Linked DNA regions of Homo sapiens: region 1 is linked to region 2. The links are chromatin loops, found by intact Hi-C in ENCODE. Cell type or tissue: heart right ventricle. All regions are shown on one strand. Links, peaks and the distances in the headings refer to the core of each region. The heading gives the core; the rest is flanking DNA.

Region 1 (15,355 bases), core at 2,328-10,327, 160 kb after region 2:
TTTGCCTATTCCAGGTACCTCACATAAGTGGCATCATATAATATTTGTTCTTTCGTGACTGACTTATTTCACTTAGCATAATGTCTTCAAGGTTCTGTACATGTGCTGCAGCATATGTCAGAATTTCCTTTCTCTTTAAGCCTGAGTAATATTGTATGTAGATTCATCTGTTGATGGACATTTGGGTTGTTTTCACCTTTTGCCTATTTTGTACAATGCTGCTATGAACATTGGTGTACGGTTATTAGTTTTGATTTCAATTCTTTTCTGTATATATCTACAAGAAAAATTGCTGGATCATTTGGTTATTTTGTGTTTCACTTTTTGAGGAACCCCTAAAGTGTTTTCCAGAGTAACTGTACCATTTTACTTTCCCACCAGCATTGCACAAGGGTTCCAGTTTTTCCACATCCTCAGCGACCCTTGTTATCGTCAGGTATTTTGTTTTAATAATAGCCAAATGGGAATGAAGTAGTATAAATGGGGTCTTTTCTACTGGGAAAAGTGATCTGAGAGGGGAAATGTAGGAGGCTATAGTTGTAAAGACTTCTGCTAGGAAGTACACAGACATGGTCACCAGAATCTAGAATTTGGAGCTGGGTGCAGTGGCTCACGCCTGCAATCCAAGCACTTTGGGAGGCTGAGGTGGGCAGATCGCTTGAGCCCAGGAGTTTGAGACCAGTCAGGGCAACATGGTTAAACCCCCGTCTCTACAAAAAAAATATATAAAAATTAGCCAGGCATGATGGCACACACCTAGAATCCCAGCTTCTCAGGAGGCTGAGGTGGGAGGATCACCTGAGCATGGGGAGGTTGAGGCTACGGTGAGCTGTGATTGCACCACTGCACTCCATTCTGGGCTACAGATTGAGACCCTGTCTCTAAATAAATAAATAATTTGGGCAAGGAAGATAGTCAAAGTATTTAACAAATACTATAACATAGCATAGGTACTGACTACTCAAAAAGGCCACCGGCCCTTCGCCTTCCTCAGGTGTACAGATTGTCAGCCTCAGTGGGGACCCTGTGAGGTAAATTTGGAATAATGAAAAAAAGTGTCTTCCCACACCATTTATGTTACCCAGTCATAGGGACATAAGCTCAAATATAAACAACTTCTAAAAAATATTTAGATATTTAACTGATGGGTGGTTGAGAGAAAACAAATTCTGTGTGATGAACCCTTTTCCTTTTGAAGTTGATGTTAGAGAAAATGATCATGCATCTGTTCCTGCCTTAAGTTAGCCCCCCATCCTGCATTGGAAGCTCTCTGGACTCTTCTTGTAGGTCTTCTGGCAATCACAGGGGAATGAAATTGCTATTTCAGTTGTTTTACATCCAGCTAATATTTATTGTACATTGACTGTGTGCCAGGCCTTATGATACGTGCTAGGAAAAGAAGAGAGTGCAAAACAGACCCTGTCCTTGTCATCATGGAGCTACGGTTTAGTGGGGGAGTGAGATAATATCACACAAGTAGATTTGTAATTCCAAACTGTGCTTGGTTCCATATTGGAAAAATACCTGAGATATTTCTCTCCTTTCCTCTAGATTGTTCATACAGCCACTCACTCTAAGAAACCTGCTTGCTTTTCTCTTCAGGAGCCTGCAGACAGGGGGATTTGCCTGGGAAGGAGAAGTAGAAAACAACGTGTACAGCCAGGCTACAGGGGTGGTCCCCCAGCACAAGTATCACCCCACAGCAGGCAGCTATCAGCTTCAATTTGCCCTGCAGCAACTTGAACAACAAAAACTTCAGTCCCGGCAGCTCCTGGACCAGAGTCGAGCCCGGCACCAGGTAATTCAAGATAAGTCTTTTCCATGTGTTATATCTTCCTGCTGTTGGTAAAAAAAAAAAAAAAAAAAAAAAGGTCAGTGAATGAGAAATGTAGGATTAGTTTTCCAACCCCGTGCCATCCTGGCTTGGACAGCTCATGGGGAGTCTACTCTTGAGGAAAAACTGTTCTGGAGCCATAACACTGGCTTTGCTTGAAAGTGATGCTTAACCAGTGTTTGACATGTTTTTTTTTCATTTGAATGCTTCTATACAAAAATCTCTATTGTGGTGTTTACCCTTTCTGTTGTATGATCTTAGTTTATAACCTCCCATAGGGTCTGATTCTAAGATACCTGAAAGCTTGTATTTTAAGCATCTTTATTTCTAAATGTTCTACTTTCTTGCCTTGATATACTTGGCATATGTGCGTGATATTACTCATTATCTAACAAGATTTTCAAGGAATAAATAAGTTGCAAGTTCTTCTGGTGGGAAATGGACATATGTTAGCATGCAGGTCATCTATAAATGATAGCTATTCATTCAACAAATGTTTACTGTGATTCTACTGTGTACTAGGCACTGTTTTAAACAGTGGGGCTATAAGGTGACTGTACACACAAAAATCCTTGCTGTTGTGCAACTTATGTGTAGGGAGATGTTGATTCGCTACTCACTGTCTATAAAATGCCAGAAACTACTGAGTGAGGGAGCTATATAAGTATATAGCACTAATATATTAGTATGGCCCCAATTGTAGAGAAAGGATGACCTCACCGAAAATTCAGGAGTTAAATTTTTCTTGGTGACTCAGGATCATCATTAGAATAGTTACTGTGTTCTACAGTGGGGTTATTGGAATGAATTAGTACTGATTCTATAAGCTTTTCTGACATTTGGTTATGTGAAGAAATAACTTTTTATCAGTTTGATCTCCTGATCATTTTTTTCTTATAAAAATGTAGTACATAGTGTGTATGAGTTTGTGCAAAATTATTTACTCAAAGACTAAAGCAACATTTCCCAAAGGTTTTTTCCTCTAAGTAAAACAATTATTATTATAGTCTGTCTTATCTTTTCAACTACCACCCATAATAAAATGTCATTTTATTATTTCAACATAGTTCATCAATTGATCATCTTTACCTGCGGTAGTATACTCTGTACATTATATTAATTCATCATAATTGAGAAATTGTAAGTGCCGGCATTTGCAAAGTAGTTCTTTAGACCATTTTTACTGGAGAAAAATAAAATCTCTTAATCTGGAAAGCATAGAATATAGCATCTCATTGTAATCACATCACTTTCTGTCATGTAAAATTTTCTTCATTTAGAAAATCTTGAGGTCTTGAGGATAGTAGACACATTTAAGCCAGTTTGCATTTTCACAATTCCAGATACAAATGTGTGTCTTAGTTGTTGTTTTTTTTTTTTAATCTGTGTTCTTAAATTTCTTAAAGCTTTTTAAACTTTAAACTCCCTGTCATTCAGAGTACTTGAGAATGCCAACTTAATCAGATACTGGATAGTGGAAGTATCACTGTATAGCCTGAAGATCAAAAAACTACTTCTCAGGTCCTTGGCTCATTACCTGGGCCACAGAATAATGTGTGCACCAAACCCCCGCAACACGCCATTTACCTTCATAACAAACCTGAGCATGCACCCCTGAGCCTAAAATACAAGTCAGAAAAAAAAACTCTCTGGCTCTAATGAATCTAGACAGTTGGTACCTTTTAAACTATGCTTCAATACCTTGAAATGGAGGATGACTGGGGAAGGAGAGGCAGTTTTGTTGATTTTCACTTTTAGAAACTGCTTCATTTTTAAGTCCTTCTCATAGTTTTGATTAGCTTCCAGCAACTCACATTCCTTTGAAAATTCAAAGTACTGTACTACTATTCTTGTGTGGAATTTCTTTTCACTGAGGATTATACTGGTTTAGTTTCACTGAATTATGAAGTATATGGAAATTATGTTTTTTAGAATCTGTCAGAATATCTGTTTTAGCGAGGAGGCAGAACTCCCAAGAAGGGAGTTATCTCGTTCTCCTGGAGAGCAAACAGAAAATCATTCATCATAATTGTATATATGTGTGTAACATTATTTCTTCTCCCCAACACCCCGAACCCGTTCTTCTAAACCACAGCTGATTTAGGTAAAAATGAGTAAGGGTGAAGTTTCTGGGACTGTAGGAGAGAGCTAAAGTAACTAAATTCCATTAGCTTCAAGAGTTTATAACTAATAAGATAACAAATAAGATATTAAATATTCTAACAGGAAGAATATGTAGAAACTTAGAGCACTTTATTTTAGAGGGTACTTAGAATCATTCCACAGTGGAAGCAAAGCCCTAGTAGATTTTATACCTTTGTAGCTTAGCTGTGCTAGATCTGACCATTATAATTATCACTAAATTGTTGATTGAAGCATGGTTTACATTCTCAGTATTCTGTATTTCTGTCCTGGGGTTACCCTTTAGATAGCAATGGTACTTTTCCAATGAACTCCTTGCACTTGGATTCATTTCTCTAAAGTGTAGGGAGCCATTGGTATAACTCACAGTGTGGTTAACTGCCTGTTTGAAAGCAGTAGATAGAATTGAAATCTGATTTACCTAGCATTCATCCATAAAAGAGGCCTGTTTATGGAATGCGATGTTAAAGGAGGCCTTATATTTATCTTATATCATATTATGTTTATGAACAGCATCTTTCACATAGTAATCTCCTAATAATGTCTGGGGAAAGTTCATGCAGCCTTTCTCTCATTGTGTACATAGGAAGTTCTCCATTCTTTTCGGCCTCCAGTCAGAACACTTAGATATCCAACTTATTGAAGGTGTTAATTTCTGCTTAAACTCTGATTCAGGATATGAGTTTGGAAATGGACATCTCTCAGTATTCATGGGGAATGAGCTTTGATCTTCATCTCAGTATAGCATTGCACTCATAAATGTAGCAATTGTCATATACTTAATCCACTCCTGCAAAAGACTGATCCTGTGACATGGGAGTGAGAGAGGAAAGTCACCCAGAGCCAGTGGCGGAAGTTTTCAGGAACAGAGATACAAGAAACTTGGCGTGATCCAGTCCATATGATAGAGAGCATAATAAACAAAATAAGACAAAATTGAAACAATGAGCTTTTACACACTGATGGTAAAAACAGCAGTTTGAAAAACATTGTTTTAAGTCAGAGCAGAGGTCAGCAAACTTTTTCTGTAAATAGCCAGATAGTAAATATTTTAGGCTTTGCAGGCCATAGCATCTCTGTTGCAACTACTCAGCTCTGCCATGGTAGAGTGAAAACAGCCATAAACAATATGTAAATGAATGAGTGTGGCGGTCTTTCAACAAAACTTTATGTACAAAAACAGGCAATGGGCTGGATTTGGCCTATAGGTCCTAGTGTGCAGACCCATAGACTAGAGTAACAGAACCATTTGAAGGGCTTGTTAAAACAATTGTTCCTCCATCCCATTTCTGATTCATTAGGTTTGGAATAACCTAATGAATAGGCAGAATCCTCCCTTTTTGTTTTAATAATAATAGCCACCACTTAAGCACTTGCTGTGTTCCAAGCACTATTCAGGGTTCTCTATACACATTAACTCATTTAAAAATGAATTTCAGGGCCGGGCGTGGTGGCTTATGCCTGTAATCCCAGCACTTTGGGAGGCCAAGGCAGGTGGATCACAAGGTCAGGAGTTCGAGACCAGCCTGACCAATATGGTGAAACCCCGTCTCTACTAAAAATACAAAAATTAGCCGGGCGTGGTGGCGCATGCCTATAATCCCAGCTACTCAGGAGGCTGAGGTAGGAGAATCACTTGAACCCGGGAGGCGGAGGTTGCAGTGAGCCAAGATCATGCCCCTCCACTGCAGCCTGAGTGACAGATTGAGACTGTCTCCAAAAAAAAAAAAAAAGCAAAAAAAAAATTTCAGGATGGTTGTGGGAAGTACTGAATCTCAAGAGTTAGGAATGATCAAACAAATCTGTTATATATTGATACAGCCCAATGCATGTCTTCTAATTCTGTCTTTCTTCTCCTGCTGTCTTCCTGCCCCTGAAGGAGAAGGCAAAAGAAAACTTTTCTTTCAGCTGAGTCGGGGACTTTCTTGGGTAACAGTGACTACTGGTGACATCAGCATGAGTAGCTCTCCATGCTGGGGTCTGTGAGGAGGGCTGCACCGGCTGTGAGGCCTGACTGACCTGATTCTAATTGCAGACATTGAGCTGATGTTATTCTTGGCGCAGGACAGAGCGATTACTCAGTAGTTTCTGTTAAAGTGATCCTTTGTTAAACTTCTGCTCCCAACCCACTCCCTGCTTCCTTCCCTCCCACTCTCTTCTCTGCCTCATCCACAGTGAAAAAGAGCCCCAAAAGCAGAAAAATTAAGGACATATTGATGGCCAACACAGAATTGCCGAAGTTTCCTTTAACAATCATGGGAGAAAGGAGAGATTTTAAATACATCTTAATTCTTCACTGGTTCCGGTCTCTTTCGAAACCCCTTCAATTTTTAGTAGACTTAATTTTCAACATTAGTAAATAACTCAAGGTAGGAGAAAACTGTGCGTCCTAAATTTCTCTCATCCTTCTGCCCCATCTGTTCTTTACTTTTCCCTTCCCACCATGTCCAAGTTTACCAAACTAATCTGGATTCAATAATCCTAGCAGAAACTAATGTTCCTATAACAGGCAGGACTGGCAGCAGCTCATTGTTCACATCAAGAGGTCTTTCAGTTTGCTGGTAACATCTTGAGTGCAGTGTGTAACAAGCTTTTTGCTAATGCTGTGTGTGTATATACACAATCCCACAGGTGTGGAAAGGATTCCCATATAAACCGAACCATGTCTTGTTATTTTGCTCCTAAAAGTTCATTGCACGTGTCTAAAAAAATTCTGCCTCCTCCTGCAGGAATGAATTCTGTTTCGCCAAGCCTTCAGCTGCTGTGTGTTTGTGTTGTGGAGGAGGGGAGGGGAAAGAAAGAGAAATTCAGCAGGCACCCTGTCTTTTTCCAAGCAGCTGGCAATAACATGCTAGCTCCTCAGCGTGGCACAAAGAGCAGGCAAACAGTCTAGCCATGCAGGAGGTGTCTTGATACATCTTTATAATGGCGTATCAGAGAGGAAGGTTGGACTGGGGACATGAGAGGGGAGGAGTGTGTGTGTGTGTGTGTGTGTGTGTGTGTGTGTGTGTGTGTGTGTGTGTTTAAGTTCCAGAGCATATTGACTCCGGAACTTAATGTCATAACCTATTGCTTCGTTGTTTTTTTGTTTGGTTGGTTCTTTTGTTCTATTTTATTTTCCCACTTGACTTTTAGCAGGAACTCATACTTAGTGTCTAGCTTTTAGTTATTATTGATTTTCCTAGGACCACTTGATTTAGTAGATTTTGCCAAGCCAAACTTTTATTCTTATTTAATGAAAATACATAGAAAATACATGAAATAATACTGCATTCGGTTGTTTTGGAAATAGGCCACTCTAGACAGGCTTTGGAGTCAGATAACCCACAGCTTAAGTCTTGGCCCTGTCTAGTCCGTGACTTAAGACAGGTTATTCAAACTTTTAAAACCTCATTTTCCTTATCTCTAATTTGAAGATGATGATATATACCTGTGTATTATCATGATTGTAGTTCTCAGGATGTGATATTGATATTACCATATGTCAAGCACCAAAGTGGCCATTTTTTTGTATTATCTCAGTGGATCTTTACAGCTGCCCTCTTATTAGCCTCATTTCACAGATGAAAAAGCATAGTATCAGTTAGATAACTTTCTCTGTGTCACATAAGTAATAAATGGTAGAACTGGGATTTGAACCCAGGTCTGTCAGCCTGCAGCATCCAAGCTCATGGCTATTATGCTATATGCTGCCTCCTGCTGCTAATAAGGCATTCAATAAACAGCAACTGTAAGTACTATTACATAAATTCTAACTTGCAATGTATACATTCAACAAGTATTTTTTTTTTTTTTTTGCGATGGAGTCTCACTCTGTTGACCAGTCTGGAGTACAGTGGCGCAATCTCAGCTCACTGCAACGTCTGCCTCCCGGGTTCAAGCGATTCCCCTGCCTCAGCCTCCTGAGTAGCTGGGACTACAGGCGCACACCACCACGCCAGGCTAATTTTTGTATTTTTAGTAGAGATGGGGTTTTCACCATAGTGGTGAGGACGGTCTTGAACTCCTGACCTTGTGATCCACCCACCTTCGCCTCCAAAAGTGCTGGGATTACAGGCGTGAGCCACCATACCCAGCCAACAAGTACTTACTGACTCCGATGAAACTATGTTTGAAAAGTTATTATCAGGTCTCTTCACCAGTCTCCTACTATTCATAAGCACCATCTCAAAAGAAAAGTTTTCCTGCACTTAGGCCTAGACGTCATCCCAATTACCTCAATCTTTTTTTTTTTTTTTTCCTTTTTCTGGAGAACGGGGTCTCGCTATATTGCCCAGGCAGGTCTTGAACTCCTGGGCTCAAGCTATCCTCCCACCTCTTGCCTCCCTGAGAGCTGAGATTACAGGCGTGAGCCACCACGCCCGGCCTCTCCTCAATTCTTAATGAAAGAAATATCTTAATAAGGTGTTCTTGGGCGTAACAATCTTGGAAATGCCCATCCTTTACCCTCCCTTGTACTTTTATTAAGTAATGGGTTTAGCACCTAACAACACATGCAGTATCCTGACGTTTGTTCTAGAGGTTTGGATAGTAGGAGCACTTGTATGGGTTGTTACTAATTCCTGTGTTATTAATAATACAGGAATGATTTCTGTAATTATTATTTTGTCCTTTCAACACTGTTACTGGTAATGCTATTTTAATTTTATTTCTATGATAGGTGTTTTTCAGAAGACTCCCAGGAAACCTGACAGGTGTCTACAAATGTGACTACCACAGATGACATGTTTGCTTAATTCATATTATGCTTGCTTTGGTTTTTTTTTTTTTTTTGAGACGGAGTCTTGCTCTGTCGCCCAGCTGGAGTGCAGTGGCTCGATCTCGGCTCACTGCAAGCTCCGCCTCCCAGGTTCACACCATTCTCCTGCCTCAGCCTCCCAAGTAGCTGGGACTACAGGCGCCCGCCACCACGCCCAGCTAATTTTTTGTATTTTTAGTAGAGACAGGGTTTCACTGTGTTAGCCAGGATGGTCTTGATCTCCTGACCTTGTGATCTGCCCACCCTCGGCCTCCCAAAGTGCTGGGATTACAGGCGTGAGCCACCACGCCCGGCCTATGCTTGCTTTTTCAATATCATATAAGTCTGATCTTAGTGTATTATTACAATACAGACTTTCTTTCATTGTGTTAACTTATTACTGATAGTAGCATAAGTACCCTGGTTATCATCATGTTGCTTTCTAAGCTGCTCCTAGGGGAATATTCTTCTGGAATCTTAGAGGAAAATGAACACGCAGTAAATGCTTCCTGTGCACCAGATGTAGTCTTATCTCCATTCCACTGATGAGGAAATCAATGTTCAAAGAGTTTGGGTAACTTAGCCAAGATCACACAGCTGCCTGATTGTGGAGATAATATTTTTACCAGGTCAGAGGACTTCCAAAGCCCCTTTCCACTCTACCGTCCTCCCCCACGACAGAATTGACTCTTCGTTTTCTTTTTAGTTTACATACTTATCAGTCAGATAAGGCATTCCAGCATTATTGCTGCTGCACTGCTATATACTCTCGTATACACAAATCTTTAAAAAAAAAAAAAAAGGGTCAGTGTAACCAATTAAGATTCAGAACTCAGCTTGGTTGCTGCAGCTGTCTGGTGACCAGTTTTATTCTCTTCCCTCACTCCGTGGCCTGTGGTTTGTTTGTTTGTCTGTAGGTATATGAGGGACTCCCAGCAGTAACTTTGTGTGAGATGATGAAAGACTTCAATCCATCCATCTGAGATGGTGGCAGCCAGGGGAAAAATACTTAATGAATATGTGACAGTAAGGTCTGTATAAGATATGCACAGTAAACCAACCATGTGAGATCCTGGGCCAAACAAAACAAATTATACATTTGAAGACAGAGACAAGTTAGATGTTTATAACCTCAAAGTTGTAAAGGAAACTTAGAGATTGCCTTTGACTAATTATTTCATTTTAGTAATCAGGACACATAAGATACAGACACGTTAGGAGAACGGGGCCCTGATATACAAATAATTTCTTATAAGTACTAACAAATAAAAGTTAAAACACACAATTGAAAATGAAGCAGACCTATCTTTATTTAGCCAGTTGAGCTTTCTATCTGGGGTCATGGCTGATCCTTTGATGTTATCTGTATACATACTCACACTTTCACTTTAACAATAAGTAACAAACATTTGCTTACAGACAATAATTTTTTTTCAAACTTTCCTTTCCTTCTCAAGAAAGAGAATGATCTTGGAGCAAGGTGAATGAAATTTGTCTTTATATACATCTGGTGGAAACTGGACACATTTCTACGTTTGCTTTAGAAAAGAGATATGATTTAAATAAATTTGCTTTAGATATGTTTGCTTTAAAAGGGAATCAGCATAACATAAATAAGAAAGGCAGCATAGTATAGTGAGGTTCTTAAATCATACTCCATGGGTTTGAATCCCAGCTTACTACTCAGTACCTCTGCAATTATGAACAAATTTCCTAACATTTTTTGTGCCTTGGTTTCTTCTGTAAATGGTGATGATGAGGAGACACAGGTCATATGGTTGGGAGGGATAAATGAGATAACATAAAGCACTTAAAGCAATGCCTGACCCATGATAAAAGGTCAATAAAAGGCCGGGTGTGGTGGCTCACACCCATAATCCCAGCACTATGGGAGGCTGAGATGGATGAATCACCTGAGATTGGGAGTTCGAGACCAGCCTGACCACCGTGGAGAAACCCCATCTCTACTAAAAATACAAAAAATTAGCTGTGCGTGGTTGCGCATGCCTGTAATCCCAGCTACTCAGGAGGCTGAGGTAGGAGAATCACTTGAACCCAGGAGGCGGAGGTTGCAGTGAGCCAAGATCGTGGCCATTGCACTCCAGCCTGGGCAACAAGGGTGAAACTCCATCTCAAAAAAAAAAAAAAAGTCAAAAGTTAGTTGCTCTTATAATTGTGTATCACCTTTTTTTTATCATTTAGGTAGAAAACATGTAAATGTATCCTCTTAACAATTTTTATGTATACAGCACAGTATTGTTAACTATATGCATACTGTACCACAGATCTCCAGAACTTTTTTTTTTTTTTTTTGAGACGGAGTCTCGCTCTGTCCCCCAGGCTGGAGTGCAGTGGCTCAATCTCGGCTCATTGCAAGCTCCGCCTCCCGGGTTCACGCCATTCTCCTGCCTCAGCCTCCCAAGTAGCTGGGACTACAGGTGCCCACCACCACGCCCAGCTAATTTTTTTGTATTTTTAATAGAGACGGGGTTTCACCGTGTTAGCCAGGATGGTCTCGATCTTCTGACCTCGTGATCCGCCTGCCTTGGCCTCCCAAAGTGCTGGGATTACAGGTGTGAGCCACCACGCCCGGCCCTCCAGAACTTTTTTATATTGCATGACTGAAACCGTACTCATTGAACAACTCCCTGTTTTCCTCTTTCCCATCCAGCCTCTGACAATCACCATTCTACTTTCTGTGAGTTTCATTACCTCATGTTGAGTGAAATGATTTTGTCATTAGATTCTTTTACTTAGCATAATGTCTTCAAGATTCATCCACGTTGTAGCGTATGACAGGATTCCCTTCTTTTTTAAGGCTGAATAACATTTCATTGTGTGTGTATACACATATACATACCATGTTTTCTCTTTTTTTAGTTTTTTTTTTTTAGTTTTTTTGGGTACTACATACCACATTTTCTTTTTCCATTCATTCATTGATGGACATTTAGGTTCCTTTTACATCTTGGCTATTGTGAATAATACATCAATGAACACGGATGTACAAATATCTCTTATGTATAATTTTTAACCGTAAATATACATGGCATTATGATGTCAACTTGGGGGTTTTACTTAAACCTTCCGGGCCAGAAACAGAAATTGATTAAAATGATATTAAAGAAAGTGTCTTAGGAGAAGCCCAAGGCTCATTAAGTATTAATTAGCACATTTTTAAAACTAATAGTTACTTACTTGAACAATTAAATATGGTATGCAAATTAATTTGTTCATAATTATTAGAGCTATGAGAAGAATAAAAAGCATGATTAATACCATGATTAAATGGTTATTCTTTATTTATTTATTTATTTATTTATTTATTTTTGAGACAGAGTTTCACTCTATTGCCCAGGCTGGGGTGCAGTGGCTCGATCTGGGCTCACTGCAACCTCCACCTCCCAGGTTCACACCGTTCTCCTGCCTCAGCCTCCTGAGTAGCTGAGACTATAGGCATGCGTCACCATGCCCAGCTAATTTTTTGTATTATTTAGTAGAGGCGGGGTTTCAACATGTTAGCCAGGATGGTCTCGATTTCCTGACTTTGTGATCCACCCGCCTCGGCCTCCCAAAGTGCTGGGATTACAAGTGTGAGCCACCGCACCTGGCCTAAATGGTTATTCTTTAGAATAATATCTGTGTAGATTATTGACATGTTTGTCCAAAGGCATAAATATCTTACAAACATAAAAAGGACAAGAAACAGCATTAGCATCAATTGTGAGCTAGCTTTTCATCGGGTGCAAGCTGCTTTCTCAAAGTAATCAAAGGAATGATAAGTAAATTTAATCCTTTCAGACATACTGATGAAATACAAATTGGTACAACCTTTCCTGAGAGCAATTTGGGAATATATGTTAAAAAGTTTTGAAGCAGAAGAATAAAGAGATTTCTGATCTGGCTATTCTACTTTGAGGAAATTATTTTAAGGAAATGATCCAGCATATGTGAAAAGGTATAGATAACATGATGTTTATCACAACACTATTCTTAAAAAGCAAAGTAAACTGGTAACAACCTGAATGTGTGTGTGTATATATGCGTGTGTGTGTGTGCGTGCACATGTACATATGGTATTTCAAAATGGAACTATAAGATTTTGGGGGTGCTTTTCTGTTTGTGACACAGAGAAAAAAAAAGACACTGGGGGCCTTTTTTTTTTTTTTTTTTGAGACGGAGTCTCACTCTGTCACCCAGGCTGGAGTGCAGTGGCGTGATCTTGGCTCACTGAAAGCTCCGCCTCCCGGGTTCACACCATTCTCCTGCCTCATCCTCCCAAGTAACTGAGACTACAGGTGCCCACCACAACGCCTGGCTAATTTTTTGTATTTTTAGTAGAGATGGGGTTTCACCGTTTTAGCCAGGATGGTCTCGATCTCCTGACCTCCTGATCCGCCTGCCTCAGCCTCCCAAAGTGCTGGGATTACAGGCGTGAGCCACTGCGCGCGGCCTATATTTTTTAACTCAAAAATCTATTGTGGGCTGGGCGTAGTGGCTCACGCCTGTAATCCCAGCATTTTGGGAGGCTGAGGCAGACAGATCACGAGGTCAGGAGTTCGACACCATCCTGGCCAACACGGTGAAACCCCATCTCTACTAAAAAAAAAAAATACAAAAATTAGCTGCGTGTGGTGGCACGTGCCTGTAATCCCACCTACTTGGGAGGCTGAGGCAGGAGAATTGCTTGGAGTCGGAGGTTGCAGTGAGCCGAGATCGTGCCACTGCACTCCAGCCTGGCAACAGAGTGAGACTCCATCTCAAAAAAAAAAAAGAAAAAAATATATTGTGAACATATTTACATATTTCCATAGCTTCAAATATAGATGTATCTCAGTGTGTCAATTTATAGCATTGATGATTGGTGAAGTATAATAAACCATAGTAGAAAAAATGCCATTAAAAACAGCAGTCTAGGTCTACGTTTATAGATAGGGAAAAATGCTCAGAATAGGTATTTGAATGAAATAAAAACAGGCTCCAAAACATCAGGTGTCATGTGATTCCGTGTTTTGTCAGCACACAGAAATACATGCATACATACATATAGAAAATAAGTTTGTATATGCATAGAAAAACATCTAAATGTTAACAGGTTATCTCTGAGAGCAGAATTATAAATCATTTTGAATGAACATTTATTAAAGAAATTTGTTTCAAAAAGAAAAACATCAGTCTGCCAACCTTTTTATGTATGTGTGTGTGATCAAACAGTGCTGGGCATTGAAGGAGATATGAAAGAAATGTAAAGCAAAGCAGAGTCTATGGTCATCTGAGTCTGAATTTGCATCAGAACGTCAACCAGTGTCTGATTGGTTTTGTGGCTAGATGAAGGTGTGGCTGCTAATAAGGGAAGGTCACCCATGTGATGTCTTAGGGCAAGGTGGTTTCACTGGCTTTTGTGGTCATGAACTGCAGCCCTAGTCTTAGCCAGCTGTGTCATAGCTACACTGTGCTGGTCAGGTCACACACTAGTCCAAGCTCAGTTTTGAGTATATGTGAATATCTAGTTGTAATTATCTTCATTGCTTCTTAAATGTTGGCAAGTACAGTTAATTTAGGGACTCTCTGAAGAATCACACTGATCTCAATTGGTTAGTGAACAATAGTTTCGAAATTTTTCTGTCCAGGTAAGCATCTGTCTTTGTATCCTTTAGAGTAGGTCATTTGAGGTAGTAAGAACCTCCTTTCCTACTCACTGAAGGAGGGGGAGCTTCGTAATTGGTTTTAGAAATGAGAGGATATGTTGGAAGGCTTCCGACACCTTTGACAGCTCCATATCCTGTCTCAGGTATTTGTGTGCTTGGTCTCTCTATATGAAGAGGAGCAACTTCTGGATTGCTGTCCCATTCCTATTGGAGTCGTAGTACTGCCCAGTGCTTTATAGCAGCACCAGAAAAGTTGTACTGTTTCTCTTGCTCAGCACCCAGTCTTGTCCCAGCCGACAAACACTGTGAATGGAAGACAGCCAAGAACTCCATACAGTGTGAGACAAAGGCCTTTTGGAAGCTTACTTTTGCCAAAATAGAAACAGTTACTCTCACTCTCACCTTGGCTGCAAGGTTTTTACAGCATCACAGGGTTGCATAAAAGTCTGGATGTGTTCTTTGCTCTGAACAGTCTTGGCCTGATTCTAGGAAGGTGAGTGATTAGTAACTTACATGCTCAAGAAAATGTACCTTCTCAATAGTTTAGCTTCCAGAGGGAAACGGACAAGAAATGTCTTTGCATATGTCATGGGAATTTTATCCAAATTGGGACACAATCTAATGTGGGGAGAATACTGCATAGAAATGTTTGCTTGTCTTAAATTAGAGTACAAGGGTCACAAAGAGACATTAACCTACTCAAATAGAGAGTAGCGTTTGCCTACTTTATCCCCCTTCATTCTCAAAAAATGAATTTACAGAATTATTTCACTACAAAGAGGCATCCAGCTCTGCTCCATCACCAGGAAGCCTGAGTGAAGGCTAAAAGGAGTGTTTTTCTGGAAGGAATTAAAAAAAGAAAAAAGTCCTCCCAGAATTTAATCTCTAAACAGTATTATCTTTCTAGTAAGAGAGCCCAGATCTTGCTTCCCTGGAACCTTCCAAGTTGCAGTCTGTGTTCTGTCTATCAGAAATTTTTCCTTCCCACCCATG
Region 2 (15,355 bases), core at 2,617-10,616:
GCAAACCATGTTGTTAATACTCTTCTCTCTCCTTACACAAAAGGCATAACCATCCCCTCTTTTCCATGCCTGGATCCTTTCCCATGGAATATGTGACCCATTAGCCAACTGGATGAAGTAACTCTTTCCAAGGCTGCTGCCTGCTTTCCTTTTAGATTTAAGCAGGAGGGTGAGGAGAGGGAATGCTGAGGCAGAGGGTCTGGGAGCAGAACTAATGTGAGTGAGTGAGGGATTTAGGCAGTGGGGATGGAGTTGGTGTGAGGGCCAAATGAAAATATCTTCCCCTCTCTTCCCACTGGAGTGAGAGGGCCACTTACTAAAACTTCCCTATAGTAGTCATAACCTTTTGGAAACTCTCTGCAAATAGCAACTTTTACCATTACGAGAACGAGATAAAGGATAGCAAAAGCATCACTTTTATGTAACACTGAAAAGAGAAGTGTGGACCACAGATGGAAACATCTCGGTTGGCTAACGTGGTCTCATAAGGATGTGCTCTTTAGAAATACAGCATAAAGGAACAAAGCTGTGTTTGCTCCACTCCTTCAGTAACCATGACTAAATGCCATATTTTCCCAATTTAGTATATTCAAAGCAAGGAGGGGAAAGAATGGGTGTTTTCTGATTAAGGTATGAATTTGATTATGGAAGTCAAGTTTACTCATTCTTGTCTCACACATGATCCATGGGAAATACAGTATTGATACATTCTCTGAGACTTTCACATGTTAGGAGAGTGTTAGGTCACTCTAGTCCCTCCTATATTCGTGAATATAATTCTGTACTCTCTTGTTTCTGTTTGTTTATGTGTTTTTATCTTAGGTTCCCTTTGTTTTTCTCATTGCTCAACAAGTATTTCAGGAGTGCCTACTGTGTTGTCACTCCTTAAAAGCTTTTGAGAAATTCTCCTAATTATTATGTATCTCCAATTTTCATAATAGTACCACTCAGTACTCTGAGTAGAATGGCATGCAGCAGGTAGTGATGAATGCTGTTGAGCTGTGGGACTTTGTAATTAGAACCACATATATTCTGTTAAGTTTGCAGTAATAATAACTAATGTTTATTGAGCCTACCACTGTCCTTTCTAAACATAATCTCACTTAATCCATATATGAACCCTATGAGGTAGTTATTATTTCCTTAATAAGTGGTAGAGTCAAGGTTGTAACTCAGGTCCAGATGATTCCAGCATAGACACTCTTAACCACTATATCATTCTCCTTTACAATGACTTAACAGATACCATGAGCTTTAACCTTAAGGTCCATTTAGAAAGATACCTTTCCAGCCAGGCGCAGTGGCTCATGCCTGTAATCCCAGCACTTTGGGAGGCTGAGGCGGGCATATCACTTGAGGCCAGGAGTTTGAGACCAGCCTGGGCAACATGGTGAAACCCCATCTCTACTAAAAATACAAAAATTAGCTGGGTATGGTGGTACGTGTCTGTAATCCCAACTACTGGGGAGGCTGAGGCAGGGCAGTTGCTTGAACCTAGGAAGTGGAGGTTGCAGTGAGCTGAAATAACACCATTGGACTCCAGCCTGGGCGAAGAAATGAGATGCTGTCTTAGAAAAGAAAGATGTGTTTCCAACTTTCCCAACAATTCAGATTCCTACTTCAGCATTCTTTGGGAGGCAGTTTGAGCTTTGAATTGGAATAATTTGAAATGAGTTAACTGGGGATTGATGAAAGGAAACAGGCTTGAAGATATCAAAAAGTTTTTCTTAGTTGCTCTTCAGTCTGTAACGCTGTGCAAAGAAACTATATCCAAACCTTTCTTTTCTTCTGGGAGTCTACAGTTTAATTCCCAATGCGGATAGAAGTGAGGGATAAAGACAATAGAACACATAGTAAAGTTACCTAAATATTGTAAGGGTTTATGTTACGTGTAACTCAAAGGATAAATGTGTATGGTGAGCAAGGGAGGAGAGGAAATGGGCATGGGCGTTAGATGTGTCATGGAATGATGACCACTATCAGCATATTCTCTGCTGTGGAGAAAAGTTGGGTGAGTAGATATTTATTGTAGCCTATAGGTTCTACTCAGTAGGAAGAGAGCTGTGATTGTTTGATTTTACGTTTACAACATAGCCTGCAGCTGTATAGTGATTGCATCAATTCTCATTGAGCAGATTCAAAATGGAGATAGTACTTACGAGAAGCTGATCAAGAAATGTAAGGGAGTCAGGAAATGGTATGGATGATGAAGTTCATTAGGGATGAATCAGTAATGATGTCATTGTGTTCCTATGATGCGTAGAGATGGGTTGTGAAAGCTGTGTTCTGACTTTGAGATAGCAGCAGTGGGAACTGAGAGAGGACTCTCATTCTGACTTCAGAGCTGCTCATACTGGTTGTGTATAATGTTATAGGTCACAAAATTATCATATGAAAAACAGTAGTAGTATTGAGGGTAGGAAATGCATTGTTATAAAGACAAACTTTTGAATTTGGGGGACAATTAAATTTGAGAGCAGAATATTGGGAAGAGGTAAGAATAAAGCCTAAAAGCGAAGCCTGTGAGGAAGACTCCCTGGATTCCGTTGCTGCTCTATTGCTTATTAGCTCCGTGACTTTGAGCAGGTCCCTAACCCACTCTGATTCTTTTTTAATCTATAAAATGTGGATGGTGATATACCTGCCTCATGGGGTTGGGTGAGGATTAAATGAAATAATCCTGTGAACAGACTTAGAACAGCACTTGGCACATCCACGTGTTTAGTACATTTGTTAAATTTTGTGTCTGCAAATGTTGATGGTTATTTCTGTTGCCTTTACTGTAGCTATTATCAACCTAATTATTATCACTACCACTTCCCTTTTGGAGCCCTTTTGTCCTACATGGATTGTGGTGACTTCCAGCTTTATCTAATCACATGTGAAGGTTTTTTTTTTTCTCCCAGATATTTTAATCTTGCTGTTTCCTTAATCTAGAATCCACAATAATTTCCTGCTTCCCACCATGCTAAATATAAACTCCCTTTGCCAGGGGTTCAAATCCCTTTGTCAGTAGGGTACCTCCCTCCTCATTGTTTAACCATGTCTTTCATAATTTCCCAGTTCAGTCTTTTAGCCCCAGGTCTGTGAATCGGCCCACCCTCCTTTCTACTGGGCTTGGTGCGTGCCATCTTCCGATGATGGGCTCCTTTCTTCTCCACCATGTGCTTCCCAGCCTTCACTCATTTCTGCATCTACTCTTCTGGGACAAGTCTTCCCTGACTGGTCCCACCTGATTGGTCTGCACTTTAACTTTGTAACCTGGCATCTTGTATTTATAGAAATGCTGCTTTGTGTTCTTTTAAATTCTATATTTTGCTGTTCCTCTACCTAAATATTAAACTTTTCAGGGATAGGGATTTACTGAATCTTAAATCTGCCAGGCAGAGATTATATGTGTTATGTTCATCATGGTATCCCCAGTGCCATATGCAGTGTCCACAGTACTTTTCTATTTATTGTATAAACAACTGTTTTTCATTGAAGAAATCTTTTAAAGACCTTATTCACTCTTTGCATACAGTTGCTTAGCAAATACCCTTAAGTGAATCAATTAAACACCTATCTCATTTTACAGAGAAAATGCTAGGATCCATTGTGGATCTGTAAGTTCTCCAAACATGTTAATGAAAGCCTTCATTTAAGAATAGTAGTAGTATTTTTAAATTTCCATTATACTTCAGGGAGAAAGCAAGTTTTCATTTATTTTTAAAGTGGCTCTTATTTTCTTGGCAGGTAACTATTTAATATCATGTATATACATCTTTAAGGCTATTAGGCTTATTTATTTATTTATTTATTTATTTATTATTTATTATGTGAGAGGTACTGTGTAAATTTATTTTTCCTGCATCGTAATTGGATGCCTATAGTGTTATAGAAGTGATATTATATGGCCAACTGAATATATGGGTACCTTGGAGGAAACTTTAACCAGAATTTTAGTTTTCCACCTTACCATTTCTTTAAAGGTTAAGAACTTTGCTCCCTTATTGTAAATTAGGATTCCTGTGTATTTCTATTCTTTCATTCTTTCTCTTTACTCAATAGCCAAACCAGATCTCCCTGGAAGAGAACATTTTGGTCTCCCGTTACATTAACAACCCCCTGCTCATAGATGGTGAGTTGTGATTAGGCCCTTGACCAAATTGGGCCAGATTTTTGCTCAACTTTTTAAGCTTTTCATAGCCTTCTCTAGTAAGTCTTTATTATACTGTTGTGAAATTCTTGACATGTGTGGCTCCAGAAAGGCAGCAGGTTCCTTACCTATCTCACGGGATTTATCTGAAGGTGAAATGAGACAATATAAGAGAAAGTGCTTTATAGGTTATATAGTAGTATATGTATGAAAATTGTGCAGTAATTAATATATATGAAAATGACACACATATGCATTATATATACATTACAGTTATATTAATGTATATATACATTATACGGTTTTTATTATGTACTATATACATAATATGTATACGGTACAATTATATAGTATAATTATTAGTTATCCTCCGAAGTCAAGGTGTGTGAGCAGTGTGTGTTTCATGTGGAGTGTAGGAATGTTCTTTCTTTCATGTTTCTTGGTTTCGTTGTTTATTCTGTAACAGGAAACAAATGAACTTAGTTTTTTTTTGTGAATACAAACTTTTTTTTTTTAGATTTCAAGTTTGACGTGCGCCTCTATGTGCTCGTGACTTCCTATGATCCTCTTGTCATCTATCTCTATGAAGAAGGATTGGCTAGGTAAGAAGCTGTTTGGGGGTGAAGGGGTTGGGTGGGTATATTAAGGGTGGGTATATTAAGAGTGGATCCATTAACAAGTTTATTAAATCAGATCATGCTATTTTTACTTGTCATTACTGCTTACAGATGCAATCCACCTCCTCAACTGCTGTGCTCTATAACATCAAAGCCAGTATGCCTAAAAAGAACTTCAGAAATTAGGCTTATTTGTCTGTAGTCTCACTGCATGTCCACACATAAGGTGTGTAAACATCTTCCCCAGCACTGATCCAGGATCATATGGTATTTTCCTGCAGTGACAATTGTTATGAAGCTCCTAGGATATTAAGATAATTTGCTGTTATTCTTCAGGATAGATGTAGAAAGAAAAATAAAATCCTACCTGTATTTGCCTATTATATGCCAGGCATTTATTTTCATCCTCGCAACAACCTTTTAGTTGATGCATTTTTGCAGTTGAGGAAACAGATTTAGAGGTGGGAGAAGTGGAATGGGGATTTGACCTCATGGATCTGACTCCAGAGCTCAGGGCTCAGACAATTTCATGCCCTCTCATATTTGGAAGGTATTAATTGAGGGTTTTTTTTTTTTTCCTTAACATGCAAGTTACTTTACAGTGGTTGTACATACATTGTTCTCTTTTTGTTAAGGTGCTTTTTTTTGTTTGTTTTTGAGATGGCGTGATCTCGGCTCACTGCAAGCTCTGCCTCCAGGTTCACGCCATTCTCCTGCCTCAGCCTCCTGAGTAGCTGGGACAACAGGTGCCCCCCACCATGCCTGGCTAATGTTTTGTATTTTTAGTAGAGACGAGGTTTCACTGTGTTAGCCAGGATGGTCTCGATCTCCTGACCTCGTGATCCGCCTGCCTCAGCCTCCCAAAGTGCTGGGATTACAGGTGTGAGCCACCACACCTGGCCTGTTGAGGTGCTTTCTAAGTTTTAAGGTAATGTGACTTACAAGATTAAGTTCAAGTTGTTATATTTTGAAGTTTTGTTTCCTCTAGCCACAGAATTTTACAGGTAATTGTTTTTGTAAACCCTTTAAATTGTTTAAAATAAGTATGTAACTACTATGCTGTGTTCTTCCCCCCAACAAAACTAAATTTTTGTATTAGCCAACTAGTTTGCCCTGAAGTTCTTTTTATGCGTAGTGCCTTTGATATAGAGCAGGGGTGTCCAATCTTTTGGCTTCCCTGGGCCACATTGGAAGAAGAATTGTCTTGGGCCATACCTAAAATACACTAACAATAGCTGATGAGCTTAAAAAAAATTGCAAAAAACTCATAATATTTTGAGAAACTTTATAAATTTGTGTTGGGCCACATTCAAAGCTGTCCTGGGCTGTATGCAGCCTGTGGGCCTCAGGTTGGACAAGCTTGTTATAAAGCATAGCAGTTTAGGAGGTGATTTGCATCTGTGAGTGGTCACGACAAGCTAAAAAAGCCTGGTCTGTGTATGTTTCTGTATTTTAGAAAATGCAATTGGAAGATGGGAAATACCATGGATAAAAGAAGGCTACCTATTTATGTACAGGTGCTTTGACAGATATTATTGTACTCTGACAACTATTATTTTAGAATGGTCTTTTAATGATTTTAGAGACTTAGTTTTTTTCACATGTATCCTATGACTTGAAATCAGTGAGAGCAGACTAACCAAACCTCGCTGGTGGAGCTCTGTGTTCCGTTCGCCTCTAGGTGGCAGTCACAGCATTTATAAGTCCTGTCATATTCTTAACTGAGATTTTGAGTTTGAGCCCTGGGAACATTGGAGACTACCAAAACTCCCTAGTTCTGGCCTCTTCCTTGAAAATTGAGAAAGGGAAGAACTGAAACATCTCGCAGTTATTAGATAAAGGGCTGGACCAGGCATCTGAACATGAGCTGACTACTAGCTCTAATCAGGTTTTTATAGGAAAGAAATTGTCGATAATATTTGTAGACACACGTGCTCTCACGTTTTGAAGTATCACTATACAAAATTAGGTATAAAAGCCTATTCCTGGCCAGGCGTGGTGGCTCACACCTGTAATCCTAGCACTTTGGGAGGCCGAGACGGGAGGATTGCCTGAGGCCAGGAGTTCAAGACCAGTTTGGGCAACATTGTGAGACCCCATCTCATTAAAAAAAAAAAAAAAAAAAAAAAAAAAGACCAAGAAAAAGCCTATTCCCTATATTATTTAAAACAAAATGATGGTAAAATACAGTCCTGACTTCTCAGATATGCAAGGTTCTGAGGATTTTCAGCTTTATAATTTGAGACTTCTGAGCTTTCTCTCTTTTGTGTTATGAGTTTCATCATTCTCCTTCCTCTGCTCATCCTCACCTTCACTTCTCTCCTGTGTCAAGTTTTAGAAACTGATTATGTCCTGCCAAAAATTGGACTTTGGGAATAGAGAAAAGAGATGGAGGTTGTGCTTCACTGTTTCTCAAGGACATCATAGCAATATGTTTTGCTTAATATTCCAAAGATATTTTCACCTACAATATTAACAGCCCTCTCTATGGGTAAAATTTGGCATAATTTTAAGACCTTTCTGGTTCAGAGCACAACATGAGAACAACAGTACCAATGTTTATTATAGAATTTACTACAAATATGCAAGTGCTTTGGCTACTGGTTGTGTGTTGGAAGTCAGAATCTACTGAATTAAGTATAACCCTTTTGCTTCCAGCAGAAACAAAAAAATTTATACACACACACACACACACACACACACACACACACACACAATGGATGTTTTTTCACAGAATAATTAGAAAAACAGCTTTTAAAAAACTCAGACCAAGTAGAACCAGAAAGCCACATGAATTTTCAGGGCTTTGGTTAGGTTTACCTGAAAGTGTAGGTGAATATAAAAGCTTTATCAAAGCTTTACAAAAGCATAACGCATGGCAATATGATGCACTGTTTGCGGGAGTCCTGCGAGGGCACATTGTTCCGTGCAGTAATTTCAATGTGCCTAAGTTCTTGTGTCTTCACTAATTATGTATCTTGACATTCACTTGCTTTGTTGTAACCCTCAGAGTCTGTTCAACTATGTCGATAGTCTGTAGCATCTCCAGATCTGCAGCTTTTAGTTATCTTGGGCCACATGTAATTTATGTAGACATAACTGAAGATCATCAGTTTGGGATGAGATTATTGGGTTACGTTGAGGCTCAACAAGAAAAACCATAATCTTTCCTAAAGAGACGGAACAGGAGGCAAATACAATTCATTTCCTTCTTTAGAAATGAATTCCCTTACACCCTATCACTTCTGTTTTGGACCTCAAATTAATACTAGGCGACAGAAAGATTAAATTCATTTCACAAGACAGTTTTGTGATATAAGTTATTTTGTGTAAAATTTTTTAACACAAAATTAAATTCGTGAAAACCCTAGTTTCTGTATAGATGAGTGTTTTCAGTTGTCCTTATTGTTTTATTAACATAAGAAGTGGGAGAGCTCTCACTGTTTTCTCATGTGTGGGTATAGTATTGAAGAAGTGTTGCAATTGTCCCCCTGGTATTTGGGTGCAGCTTTTTGTGATTCCCACAGTAGCCCTCAGAGGTCCCCTGTGCTTTTGAATTTTACTTGCGTGTTGCTGTTTTGCACCACCAGGGGACACTCAGTTTCCACAGAGGGGTGCTATGCTCTACCAAAATGGTGCAGATTCTTTTTCCTGTCAGGGGTGGACTCCAAAAAGATTTTGTCCTGGATTTTACAGCTTTAGGTGGATCCAGTATTGGGTTTAGATGAGTTGACAGAGCCCTTTCTGAGATGAAGCTAATAGCCAGATTTTCACTGAAACAGGAAAAATAAAAATTTCAAAAAAATTAAAACAAAATGGAGTTAAAAACTAAATATGTTGCCAGAGACCCAAAGATAGGCAGCTCTAGCAACTTGGGGGGCATGCAAGTATCCATCCAGGGAGCTGAGTTCCACCCATGCGGCGGAGGTGGGAAGAGAGGATTCTGGGAAGGTCCCGGTTGGAATGGCCTTTTTTCTGCCTCAGCCATATTATTCAGTGGAAATTCAGAAAAGACCCCAAAACATTTGTAGTGCCTTTCCCTTTCTCCCCACCCCCAGTTCCTTCTTCAGTAGCCTTCCTTGCTAATTAACACTGGCTCTGCAGGGATATTTACCTTTTCTCTGCTGGATTCCTGTGGTTTTGAAAGAATTCAGGTACTTGCTGGTTGCCAAGGAATTCAGATTACCTCACAGGCTGCACACTGTCCAGAATCTGCCACAGCAGCAAGTAGGGGGGAAGAGACACCAACAAGGGGGAGAAAACCCTTTCCAGTGCTCATTGTCACCCTCCCTGGCAGGCCCTTGCTGTTTGTGAAGTTTGAGTCATTTCTGGCTCTAAAGACAAGGGATCAGGCTGGTAATCCCCTCCCAGACGGCTCTGTAGGGCGCTGCCTAGTCACTGCAGCGCTTTGGCAGTCTCCCGGCTGCAGCTGGTTGACAGCAGATCAGAGAGCTCTTGGGCCTCTTGTTCTCTTCCATAAGATTTTTCTGGGTCAGGCCAGGATGAAACCCAGTGGCTCCTGGCAAGGCTGCCTGAGGTGCTGTCTCTTCATTGTCCAGGCCTCTCTGACTCAAAATGCCTACACCTGTTGAAGGATAACTCATGTGCCACAGCGAGGTCGAGGCTGGCCTTCTCTTTTCTTGGTACATTTGTAGTGAATGTTTGTCAGAAAATATAACTACCAAAGAGGATGTTAAGCTTCTACATCTAGAATGCCTGTGACTCTGACCATAAGAAGATATTGGTATCAAAAAAAAGTTTTTAAGAAAACAGCAGGACAAAAAAAAAAAAAAAGAACATGTGGGGTCATATTCTTAGAAGAACAAACTGGTTTTTGAATAGGGGAAGAGAGTTTAAAAGATCCCACTAACTCTCTGCTTTCCTTCTTGTTTTGGTTCCATATTGGTAAAGATCTTGGAGCAAGCAACTCCAGTGCAGTTTCAGTTAATGTTTGCCAAGTCCCTACCATATGCCAAACATTGAAATCTTTTCTCCACACAGACATTCAGACTTTTAGACAAATTATCTTGATTCTCTTGATCAAATTATCTTGATCACTATCTTGATTCTCAGTGAGAAACATTAGAAAGCGAAAAGGAAATGTAACTTGTGATTTAAAAATTTATTGTCAAAATAAAGATATTGTCCAAAACAATTCATATTTGTTTTCATTGTGGTTAAAAAGGGGGGAGGGGGCGGCAAATAGTTCTATATTCATCAATAGGCTGCAAAATAGTACCTAGGGTTTCAAATTTAACAAAGAAAGTAGGAACTCTCCCACCTTTTGTTAGCTTAAAGGTCAAAGCCTTAAAGGTCTGTCGTGAGAACTTTCCTAAATCTTGATCTCATTAAGAGGGAGATACAAGACTGACTCCATCGTGTAAATTTTGGTCTACATTAGGATAAGTGTGGTCATGTAGTCATGTGCTTTATAACAATGGGCAAGGAAGGACCACATATACTATGGTATCCCATAAGATTGTAATGGAGCTGAAAAATTTCTGTCGCCTAGTGACATTGTAACATCATAACACAATGTATTACTTTTTCTATGTTTAGATACACAAATACTTACCATTGTGTTCCAGTTGCCTACAGTATTCAGTATAGTACAATGCTGTACAGGTTTGTAGCCTACAAGCAAGAAGCTGTATTATCTATCCTAGGTGTGTAGTAGGCTATACCATCCAGGTTTGTGTAAATACGCTCTATGATGTTCACACAACGATGAAATTGGCCTATCAATGCATTTCTCAGAGCATATCCCCATTGTTAAGTGACGAATGGTTGTATGTGCAAACTTGGTCCTGGGGTACCTAGTAAATAGTGCTCTTTTAGGTTATTGTTAATAGAGAAATGGTGTTGAAACTTCAGACCTAGAGAAGATGAAATTTGATAATATGTGATGGTCTAAATCAAAGGTCACTAACATAAATGCTCACAAGTACATTCACTGAAGGAAGAGTGGAGACTGGAGAATGGAGAGTACATGTCTCATCTAAAGGCATTTACTATTTAGTGCCAGCAGCTGATACTGGTATTGCCAGATCTGGTTTGTTAAGTGAGGCTTGAACATGTAGATTTTTACTGTGAAACAAAGCACTTTTTTACACTTTTAATTTTGAAACCGTTTTGAACTTATAGAGTTGTCAGAGCTGTAAGAATTATATGAAAAATTACCTTTTACCCTATGTCTAGAGATCTCATTCCAATTCTGCCAATTGTCCTAAGATTTTTTTTTTTTTTAATTACAAAAGGATCCAATCAAGGATCACATGTTGTATTTAGCCGTCGGGTCTCCGTAGTCTCCTTCAGTCTGAAACAGTTCCTTAGTCTTTCTTTGACTTTCATGATCTCAGCATTTTTGAAGATTACAGGCCAGTCATTTTGTGGATTGTCCCTCAGTTTGGGCTTGTCTGATATTTTCTCATGAAGAGACCTAGGTAATGCATTTGGGGCCAGAATACCACAAAAGTGATACTAATTCTTGTCATTGCATTATATGTGATGGCACATGCTAGTCATTTAGTGGTGTTTGACCATTTGCTTTAGGTCATCTGCTAGATTCCTCCACTGTAAAATTATTTGGTCTTACCCTTTGTAATTAGTAAGTATTTTATAAGGAGATACTTTAAATCATGTAAAATTTCATTCTTCATCTCATTTCTCATTTTTAAGAAAAATCTATTGATTTTTCTTGCCTTAATGAATTATTGCTGTAATAGTTGCCAAATGATGATTTTTTAATTCCATCATAACTTTTATTTCTTGGCATTTTTCTGTGAGGAAGAGCTTTATCTTCTCGTTTATTTATTCATCTATTTATTTATACCAATGCAGACTCAAGCGTTCCTGTTTTATTTAATGGGTTATAATTCTTTACTATCATGATTTATTTTGATGCTCAAATTGTCCCAGATTTGGCCAGTGGGAGACCTCTCAAGCTGGCTTTGTGTCCTTTTGACATGTCTTTATCATTCTTTGAGCACAAGATGTTTCAGGCTCATCTTGTTCTTTCTCTATTCTATCCCTGGAATCAACCATTTCTCCAAGGAGCACTGGTTGCTTTTTCTTGGAGTATAATATTTAGAAATCAATATCTGGGTGCTAGATACGCTCATTGTTTTGGGGCATTTCTGCTTTCAGACCCTGGCCATGAGCAGAGTTAGGAAATTATGTATTTATGTACATATACACTTGTACATCTGTATTTCTATATCTGTCTCTAATGTATTGTTGAAAAATAGAAGTTTATACTAGTACGCACAATTCTAGTTCAAAACTACAGAGTTCCTTCTTGTTTTTTGCTTTTCATATTTTAAAATCTCTTTTCCAACAGCAGGAAATCTGGCTCGCAGTATCTTTAACATATTTATTTATTTGCTCAATTCCTTTGTATGTGGCCAGTTTCCTGACCCCACTGGGCCACTGTCCCATTCAGATGCCGTTTTTATATGGATTTATACCCTTATTTGGTGGCCTCCCTGCTTAGAAAACCTCCTTGTGCTTCTGGCTGACTTCCCACCCTACTCACCATCTTCCTTTTTTTTTTTTTTTTTTTTTTGTAACTCACCATCTTCCTCATGTGGGCCCTGGCTACCCCTGGGCTGCAAGAAGGAAGGTCTGATTTTTATATGTTGTTCAGGTAATTAAAGTTTAAAAGAAAAAACAAAGCTTTTGTAGGTTAATCAGAACTTGACCAGTAGGTCACATTCAAGACTAATGTGACCTGTGGTCTAGACAATAAAAAAGAAAATAGTGGTCAGATGATGATGATGGCTTATTTACTATGGATTTTAGTGAGAGCTATAAGCTCTTACTGGGGTAGGAGGAAAGATGAACATGCACACCTTTTCTCTCCATAGTGTATGTTCCCCACTAGACTGAGGGAGATATGGAGTGGAGCACTTTCACCCTTCAGGGGAACTTTTCCTTTAAGCTTTTTTGTTTCACTTTAATTTTTGCTGCTTCTGCTTCATACACTCAGTTTAGAATTCCACGCTTTGATATTAGAAATCTTATCCTTGCTGGGGTTCAGAATAAAATGCTCCAGTGAAAAGGAAGATTAGGAAGAAGAAACATGATTTTTTTTTTTTTTAGATGTGCAGCCCTCTTGAAAAAAAGAATATAGGAATGACAAATGTGTTGGTACCCGATTCCAGCTCACCACAGACTTTTGTCAGGCTTTTCATGTTGACCAAGTTAGATCAAGTACTTGTAGTAACTACAAGAGATGAAAAGCCTCTTTTTCTGAAGCAGAAGCTTTCCCCTCCTTCTAATTCATTGTTCTTTGAGGGGAGAGGATGACAGGAGGGATGTCACCTTGAGGTAATGTCTGGCTGAGGCAGGCAGCCAGCACGGGGCCCCTTTGCATCTCACAAGAATTCAGAGAATGACAGTCTGCAACTTGCTTGGACAATCTATTAGAGGAAGATTGGGATGCATAGGCAAGGGTTACTCACCAGGGCACTGGGGTGTGACATGGCTAGAAGTTAAGTGATAACTACTGGAAGTTGGAAGTTTCTAGAAAATCTGGGGTCCTTCTCAAGCACAGACATAATAATGCTCATCAAACTCTTGTCTTTTAGCCTAGTCATCATTTTCTCTTTGTCCACATCCTTTTTCCTAGCCTCATGTTTGTTTATTTTAGTTTTTTGGGTTTGGGGTTTTTTTTCTTTTCACTATTCTTTCTTTGGCTCTTGTATATTTCTGGTACAGGGAATTAGGGAGTGGAGATAGTGGGTGGATGAGAAGAAACAGAGAAGAGGAAAGTTTTTTAATGCTGACCTTTAATGTGGTGAAAATTCATGTTGACTTCATAGTCTGAGTAAGCATATGTAAATAATTTGTAAGTCATATGAAAATAAACTTGTGGCCTTCTTTTTTTTTTCACACACTTGGATATGCCTCTTGGGAAAACCACTCTAGTGAAGGGTGATATGGTTACAGTGGTATGTAAACAGGGGTTGATATCTACCATAACCATTCGCCTTGAGTGTCCTTTTGTTGATACTGAGCATCCTTTTGTTGATATTGAGCATCACTGGAAAGTTCTCTCTTTCCCTGGTTACTTCCTTCAGAGGCACATGTATTTTATACTTTGGTCTTCTTTTGACAACAGTCCGGGATATCAAATTGCTACCCTGTTTTCAGTGGGCTCCATGTTTAATTCCTCTTTTGCCTTCATTTCAAATTCAGGACTAAGTCTCTTGCACTGTGCCCATATTTATGCCGTTTTGCTTTGTCTGCTGTTAATGCTGTCATTATCATTCTTTTTAAATGAGTATTATGGATCAGTTCTATTCTTTCTATGGATGTCAGCTCTAAGCCTACATATAGCTGTGCTGTCATTTTTTCTTTTTGCTTATTTTTTTTTTCATTGAATGCTATAGTACCAGGCACTGTGTGGGCACTCAGTCGGTGTTTCTGTTGCCTAGGCTGGAGTGTAGTGGTGCGATCACAGCTCACTGCAGCCTCTGTCTCCTGGGCTCAAGCAGTCTTCTCACCTTGGCCTCCCAAGTAGCTGGGACTACAGGTGCACACTACCACGCCTGCTTAATTTTTTAATTTTTTGTAGAGATAGGGTCTTGCAGTGTTGCCTAGGCTGGTCTCAAACTCCTGGGCTCAAGCAATCCTCCTGCCTCGGCCTCCCAAAGTGTTGAGATTAGAGGCATGAGCCACCATGCCCAGCCAGTTGTTATTTCTGGACCAGCTAATGCTGCATCTTTCACAGTATCCTACACACAATTTCCCAGGTTGTAAATAGCTATATTTTCAATTTTCATTCTTCCTATTGGTGTAATGTTCTATATAAGAGAAGCAATGTCTTGTTGTGATTAAGTCCATGGGTTTTGGAGTTGGTGTGATCTTGAACAAGTTATTTAATAGACCACATTTAGTTTTCACATCTGTTTTTCAACTTGGATACGATATTATCTACTTCATAGGGTTGCTTTAAGGATTGAATTAAGTATGACATTATAAAACACTTAGAATGGGAGTTAGCACTTAGTAGGCACTTGGTATTTGTTAGGTAATGATATTACCCTCCTTTATTATTATCTCATTGATCCTCAGTTCCAGCCTGTATTTCCTTGAAACTCTGTTCCTGGCATTTAACCTGTTTCCCTTCTATCAGGTTTGCAACTGTGCGATATGATCAAGGAGCCAAGAACATTCGGAACCAGTTCATGCATCTGACAAACTACAGTGTCAACAAGAAAAGTGGAGATTACGTCAGGTACTGGCTGTGTCTGAGCCAGAAGTCAGAGGTGTCAGTCTCAGATGTGGGTGTTGTAGAGGTGGAAAGGTAACATGTGGCACTGGAGGACAACTTTACATTAATGTCCATGTACCATTTATGGAAATCTGTCAGTCATATAACAGTGTTGAGGCATATCTCCTGCTGCTTCTCCATTGCCTCCCCGGTTAACGGTGTCACCTTTCTCTACCAAAATGTGCCTTCACAAGTTTTTCTTCCTCACTGCCTTCCCTCACTTGACTTAGGAATGGGAATTTAATAGGCATATGGAACGTTTTAGAAGTTAAGAAATGAGGTCATTTCAGCACTTGGCAAACATATCAAAAGCTTAAAAAATGT

What was found. A loop is a pair of places that touch in the nucleus more often than their neighbours do. Peaks named below come from ENCODE experiments on the same cell type or tissue, not always from the same donor. Only the 100,000 strongest peaks of a DNase experiment are listed, where the experiment ranks them.
Region 1: it touches region 2 in a loop (2.2-fold over the local background); 10 of 110 quality-filtered maps call a loop at or near these places.

The regions. Positions count from the first base shown.
Region 1 is chr14:75,862,065-75,877,419 of GRCh38, forward strand. It overlaps TTLL5 (tubulin tyrosine ligase like 5), which reads left to right. Exons shown (of 32, transcript NM_015072.5): 29 at 1,603-1,798. Among named protein-coding and RNA genes, the nearest start is that of TGFB3, 110 kb to the right of the region's middle. RefSeq lists an enhancer at 1,478-1,982 and a silencer at 13,953-14,042. In heart right ventricle, for the core only: no CTCF peak of the experiment used is centred there; DNase peaks (open chromatin) are centred at 5,987 and 6,809; H3K4me3 peaks cover 1,288 bases; H3K27ac peaks cover 4,493 bases.
Region 2 is chr14:75,702,968-75,718,322 of GRCh38, forward strand. TTLL5 (tubulin tyrosine ligase like 5) reads left to right here. Exons shown (of 32, transcript NM_015072.5): 8 at 4,051-4,120; 9 at 4,656-4,740; 10 at 14,894-14,995. Among named protein-coding and RNA genes, the nearest start is that of TTLL5, 49 kb to the left of the region's middle. RefSeq lists an enhancer at 8,912-9,021. In heart right ventricle, for the core only: CTCF peaks have their summits at 6,433 (motif pointing right) and 8,336 (motif pointing right); DNase peaks (open chromatin) are centred at 6,444 and 9,174; H3K27ac peaks cover 1,981 bases.